Linked DNA regions of Homo sapiens: region 1 is linked to region 2. Evidence: chromatin contacts called from ENCODE Hi-C or POLR2A ChIA-PET data. All regions are on one chromosome and are shown on one strand. The core of a region is the stretch at or near the end of the contact, and the rest is flanking DNA. Distances in the headings are between cores, read along the strand shown.

Evidence for each region. Hi-C counts contacts between places; a loop is a spot of excess contacts on that map. ChIA-PET counts read pairs that join two places held with the same protein, here RNA polymerase II (POLR2A). Pooled maps may share reads with other maps.
Region 1: a loop to region 2 is called in a pooled map, with 2.0 times the contacts of the local background. The contact joins two enhancer-like sites. A Hi-C loop is called at or near these places in 4 of 50 pooled maps. POLR2A ChIA-PET finds 5 or more read pairs at or near these places in 16 of 52 experiments (AG04450, B cell, BJ and 13 more).

What each region holds. Positions count from the first base shown.
Region 1 is chr19:17,737,829-17,740,747 of GRCh38, reverse strand. The region is part of intron 3 of FCHO1-AS1 (FCHO1 antisense RNA 1); the gene reads left to right. Among named protein-coding and RNA genes, the nearest start is that of FCHO1-AS1, 12 kb to the left of the region's middle. RefSeq lists an enhancer at 1,385-1,885. Within about 2 kb of position 1,372, at least 5 of the 41 ENCODE cell types and tissues checked have a DNase peak (open chromatin) inside an H3K27ac peak, as active enhancers do.
Region 2 is chr19:17,828,485-17,831,448 of GRCh38, reverse strand. It overlaps JAK3 (Janus kinase 3), which reads left to right. Exons shown (of 24, transcript NM_000215.4): 21 at 49-221; 22 at 829-946; 23 at 1,231-1,341. Among named protein-coding and RNA genes, the nearest start is that of INSL3, 8.4 kb to the right of the region's middle. RefSeq lists an enhancer at 1-395 and a silencer at 367-416. Within about 2 kb of position 1,253, at least 6 of the 41 ENCODE cell types and tissues checked have a DNase peak (open chromatin) inside an H3K27ac peak, as active enhancers do.

The DNA of each region.
Region 1 (2,919 bases), core at 123-2,622, 91 kb after region 2:
GCTCACAGTTGGGGGAATCAATATAAACATATTGACATATAAACATATAAACAAGTAAGAGTCTGCTAGGGCTATGGATTAAAAGGAAATACAACAGGAAGATGTGCTGGTGGACAGGACGACACTTTATTTATTTATTTATTTATTTATTTATTTATTTATTTATTTATTTTGAGATGAAGTCTCGCTTTTGTCCCCCAGCCTGGAGTGCAATGGTGCGATCTCGGCTCACTGCAACCTCCATCTCCCGAGTTCAAGTGATTCTCCTGCCTCAGTCCCCTGAGTAGCTGGCATTACAAGCGCCCGCCACCACGTCCAGCTAGTTTTTGTATTTTTAGTAGAGACGGGGTTTCACCATGTTGGCCAGGCTGGTCTCAAACTCCTGACCTCAGGTGTTCCCAAAGTGCTAAGATTACAGGCGTTGAGCCGCTGCGCCCGGCCTTATTTATTTATTTTGAGACAGTCTCACTTTGTTGCCCAGGCCATCTCAGCTCACTGCAACCTTCACCTCCCAGGTTCAAGCGATTCTCCTGCCTTATCCTCTCGAGTAGCTGGGATTACAGGCACCCACCACCACGCCCGAATAATTTTTTTTTTTTTTTTTTGAGACGGAGTTTTGCTTTTGTCGCCCAGGCTGGAGTGCAGTGACGCGATCTCGGGTAACTGCAACCTCTGCCTCCCGGGTTCAAGTGATTCTCCTGCCTCAGGCTCCAGAGTAGCTGGGATTACAGGCGTGTGCCACCACGCCCCGCTAACCAGGTTGGTCAGGCTGGTCTCGAACTCCTGACCTCAGGTGAGCCACCCACCTCACCCTCCCAAAGCGCTAGGATGACAGGAGTGAGACACTGCATCCGGCCCTAATTTTTGTATTTTTAGTAGAGACGGGGTGTGACTATGTTGGCCAGGCTGTTCTCAAACTCCCGACTTCTGGTGATCCGCCTGCCTCAGCTTCCCAAAGTGCTGGGATGACAGGCGTAAGCCACCATGCCTGGCCAGGACACTTTTAAGAGAGGGAGTCAGGAAGGGTCCAGGCAGTGGACTAAGAGGTAGCAAGGAGGGCTACCTGGAGGAGGTACCATACCAGGCAGGGCTCCACCACGCCCTGCCCCATCACTGCCTCTCTCTGGGAAGAGCTGACATCTTCCCAGAAATGAGCTCTGGCCACGCCCCACCAGGACCTGGCACCCCCACCCCCACCCCTCTTCCACTGGCGGGCCTCTCCCAAGTCCACTTTAAGCCCGCTTCCCCTGCGTCTCCCCTCCCCCAGGGCCCCATGGGATTTGGTCCCAGCTGCTCAGTGAGGCCTCCAGGCAGCTGCCTCCCACACTCTTCCCCCTTTGCGGGGGCGTCAATGTCACCCTTCTCTCAGTTCCTCCAGCAAACCAGGCCTTTGCCTCTGCCGGTCCCTCCTCCAGGAGCACCCTTCCCCTTCCCTAATAAGGCTCACCCTTTTGCATCCTTGGGAAGCCTCCTTTAACCCCCAAGGCGGCAGCGCTAAAAGGCTTCCTCTGAGCCCTCGGGGTGCGCGTGCCACCTCCCCACACCTCACACCATGGGCTGTTGCTTCTTTGTGTTTCACTCGCCCACCTGACACTGTTTGCCCAGTGGGAGGAACTTCCAACAGTTTTTGTTTTTATTTTGTTTTGAGACAGAATCTTGCTCTGTTGCCCAGGCTGGAGTGCAGTGGTGCGATCTCAGCTTACTGCAACCTCTGCCTCCCAGGTTCAAGCAATTCTTCTGCCACAGAGTAGCTGGGATTACAAGACGTGCACCAGCACACCTGGCTAATTTTTGTATTTTTAGTAGAGATGGGGTTTCTCCATGTTGGCCAGGCTGATCTTGAACTCCTGACCTCAAGTGATGCGTCTGCCTCGGCCTCCCAAAGTGCTGGGATTACAGGCATGAGCCACTGCACCTGGCCTAAAAAGCTTTTTTGAGAGTCAACTGGCAAGGAGACAGTAGGCGAAGTTCAAATCTGTCTCTTCAAGCTGGAGCTTGGGGGCAGGTTTCATAGGCAGAGGGTTATCATGGGAGAGATACGGAAATGCAATGGGGGTGATATGACTGCATCACGTGCAGGGGCGATGATGTGTTTTTGGTGCTCAAGTCCACACTGCAGTAAACAAGGCACCGCCCTCCCCCTTTTATTTTTTGAGACAGGGTCTTGCTCTGTTGCCCAGGCTAGAGTGCAATGGCGAAATCACAGCTATCTGTAGCCTCAACCTCCGGAAGCTCAAGTGATCTTCCCACCCCAGCCTCCCAAGTAGCTGGGACTACAGGCGTATGTTACAACACACAGCTAATTTTTGTATCTTTTGTAGACGGGGTCTCACTATGTTGCCCAGGCTAGTCTCCAATTCCTGGGCATGAGACACCACACCCAGCTTTCTCTTTTTAATTTGGTCCCCATTCCTTTTTTTTTTTTTGAGATGGAGCCTCGCTCTGTCACCCAGGCTGGATCTCAGTGACGGTGGGATCTCAGCTCACTGCAATCTCTACTTCCTGGGTTCAAGCAACTCTCCCTGCCTCAGCCTCCTGAGTAGCTGGGATTACAGGTGCGCACCACCATGCCCCGTTAGTTTCTTTTGTATTTTTAGTAGAGACGGTTTCACCATGTTGGCCAGGCTCGAACTCCTGACCTCAGGTGATCCGTCTGCCTGGGCCTCCCAAAGTGCTGGGATTACAGGCATGAGTCACCACGCCCAGCATAGTCCCCATTCCTTGATCCGAGTACTTGGGTTCTACCTGTAGTTGACTTTTTCATTCCACCCAAGGGTTATGAATTGGGCATGCTTTGTTCATCTGTTAATGCTCCAGCGATATGTGACTTGCACCCTGGGGGTCCATTGCACTGAAAAACGACTCATCATTTTGTTACATTTTGTTACTAACAAAGCTGAACCAGATTGGACTGGTTCT
Region 2 (2,964 bases), core at 4-2,503:
CGGATTATCCTGGGATCCTCTCTGCACGCTCACACCGCCCGCCCGCAGGGCATGGAGTACCTGGGCTCCCGCCGCTGCGTGCACCGCGACCTGGCCGCCCGAAACATCCTCGTGGAGAGCGAGGCACACGTCAAGATCGCTGACTTCGGCCTAGCTAAGCTGCTGCCGCTTGACAAAGACTACTACGTGGTCCGCGAGCCAGGCCAGAGCCCCATTTTCTGGTGGGGAACCCGCGCCTAGGCTCCGCCCCTATTCCCCACGGCTCTGGCTCCGCCCCCAGCCATGCCCCCGCCCCCTCCCGCTGCTTTGCTCCCCAGCCTTAGCCCCGCCCTTCCTCCGCTGCAGCTTTGGCCCCTCCCACTCCCCAGAGCCCCGCCCCCTCAACAGCACTGGCTCCTCTGTCTCCCGCTGCCCTGCTGTCAGCGGCCCCCAGCCTTAGCCCCGCCCTTCTCTCAGCTCTCGCCCCGCCCAAGCTTCAGAACCCCACCCCTCCAACACGCTGGCTCCGCCCCTCAGGGCTGGCCCCCTCTTAGTTCCGCCCTTCCCCCCGCCCAGTTCTGGCCCCTCCCCCTCCCACGGCTCTGGCCCCGCCCCCATCTCCGCCCCTCCGTGCTGCCCCCGCCTCCTCCCCACAGCCTTAGCTCTTCCCAGGCACCTCCCAGGGCTGGAGAATCCACCTATCCCACAGCCAGGGAAACCGAGACCCTGGAGACGGGACTGACCTGCTCACAGTCCCCACCTACCCTGACCAGTTCCCCATTCCAAGGCTGCCCCCCTCTTCCTGTCCTTTCTACACCCTCGCATCTCAAGACCTTGTCCCCTCTCCAGGTATGCCCCCGAATCCCTCTCGGACAACATCTTCTCTCGCCAGTCAGACGTCTGGAGCTTCGGGGTCGTCCTGTACGAGCTCTTCACCTACTGCGACAAAAGCTGCAGCCCCTCGGCCGTGAGTCGGCTTCCCAGAGCCCCCAGCCTTCTTCTCCCTCCACGCCCCTCGTGGCCAATCTCCAACCTGTCTGCGCCTGCGTCCCTCTTTAGCATGGGGTCACCTGGTCCCAGCATCATAGGCCCCAGTGGGGAGGACGCTTCCTCACCTTTCTGACCCCTTCACGGTTCAGGCAGCCCCTCCCCGCTCCATCACAGATGGCCCCTACCCCCACCACGGGTGGCCCCTCCCCCTCCACCCACGGAGGCTCCTCCCCCACCACATGCGCTCCTCCTTGGCTCCAGGAGTTCCTGCGGATGATGGGATGTGAGCGGGATGTCCCCGCCCTCTGCCGCCTCTTGGAACTGCTGGAGGAGGGCCAGAGGCTGCCGGCGCCTCCTGCCTGCCCTGCTGAGGTGAGCGCCGCAGGGCTAGCCTCAGTTTCCCAGTCTGTAGATTGGGCCGGGGTCTCGGGCAAGCCAGCTGGCGCCTGAGTCTCTGTACTGAGAAGAAAGGCTAGAGTGTGAGGCCGATGAGGATCCTGGCCCCCACTTGGCTACTCTCTCACTGTGTGGCAAGTCAGAGCACTTTCAGAGCCTCAGTTTACCCTTTTCCAAAATGAGAATAGTAATGCCTTATAGGGTGAGGGAAGATTAGACTCCTGAACACCTGTGCCTATGAGGGCTCAGCTCAAAGCCGAGCACACAGTCGATGCTCCATAAATGGTGGTGACGTTCATGGTTTTTTTTTTTCTTTCTTTCTTTCTTTTTTATAGATGGGGGCTCACTCTGTTGCCCAGGCTGGGGTGCAATTATAGCTCACTGCAGCCTCCAACTCCTGAGCTCAAGTGATTCCCCTAGTTCAGTGTCTCTAGTAGCAGGAGCTACAGGTGTACACCACCACACTTGGCTAATTTAAAAATAATTTTTTAGAGATGGGAGCCTCACTATATTGCCCAGGCTGGTCTTGAACTCGTGGGCTCAAGCGATTCTCCTGCCTCAGCCTCCCAAAGTGCTGGGACTATAGGTGTACATCACCATGCCTGGCTAATTTAAAAATAATTTTGGCCAGGTGTGGTGGCTCACACCTGTAAACCCAGCACTTTTGAAGGCTGAGGCGGTCAGATCACCGGAGGTCAGGAGTTCGAGACTAGCCTGGCCAACATGGTGACACCCTGTCTCTACTAAAAATACAAAAATTACCCATGTGTGGGTGCCTGTGATCTCAGCTACTTGCGAGGCTGAGGCAGGAGAATTGCTTGAACCTGGGAGGGGAAGGTTTCAGTGAGCCAAGATCATGCCACTGCACTCCAGCCTGGGCGACAGAGCAAGATTCCATCTCAAAATAAATAAATAAATAAATAAACAAACAAATAAGATAAAAATAATTTTTTTAAGAGACAAGGTCTCGCTATGTTGCCCAGGCTGGTCTTGAACTCCTGGGCTCAAGCGATCCTCCTGCCTTGGCCTCCCAAAGTGCTGAGATTTACAGGCATAAGCCACTGTGCCTGGCTAATTTTAAAAAATTTTTTTAAAGAGATGGGGTCTCTCTGTGTTGCCTAGGCTGGTCTTGAGCTCGTGGGGTCAAGTGATCCTCCTGCCTCGGCCTCCCAAAGTGCTGGGATTACAGACGTGAGCCACCACATCCCACCCTCTCATGGTTTATAATCATATAATCATAACCTTTGTGGAAGTGTCTGACATGCAGTTGGTCATTGATAAATTAATTTGCTCAGGCCAAAAACATTTATTGAGTGCCAACTGTGTGCCAGGACTTGTTGGGTGCTGAAGACCCTGTCCTCCCAGTAACTAGCAAAATCTGATAAGAACATTCTAGGCTGGGCACGATGGCTCATGCCTATAATCCCAACACTTTGGGAGGCTGAGGCAGAAGGATCACTGGAGCCCAGGAGTTCAAGACCAGCCTGGGCAACGTAGTGAGACCTTGTCTCTACAAACAATACAAGCAATAGCCGGTGTGGTGACATGCACCTGTGGTTTCAGCTACTAGGGAGGCTGAGGCAGGAGGATCACTGGAAC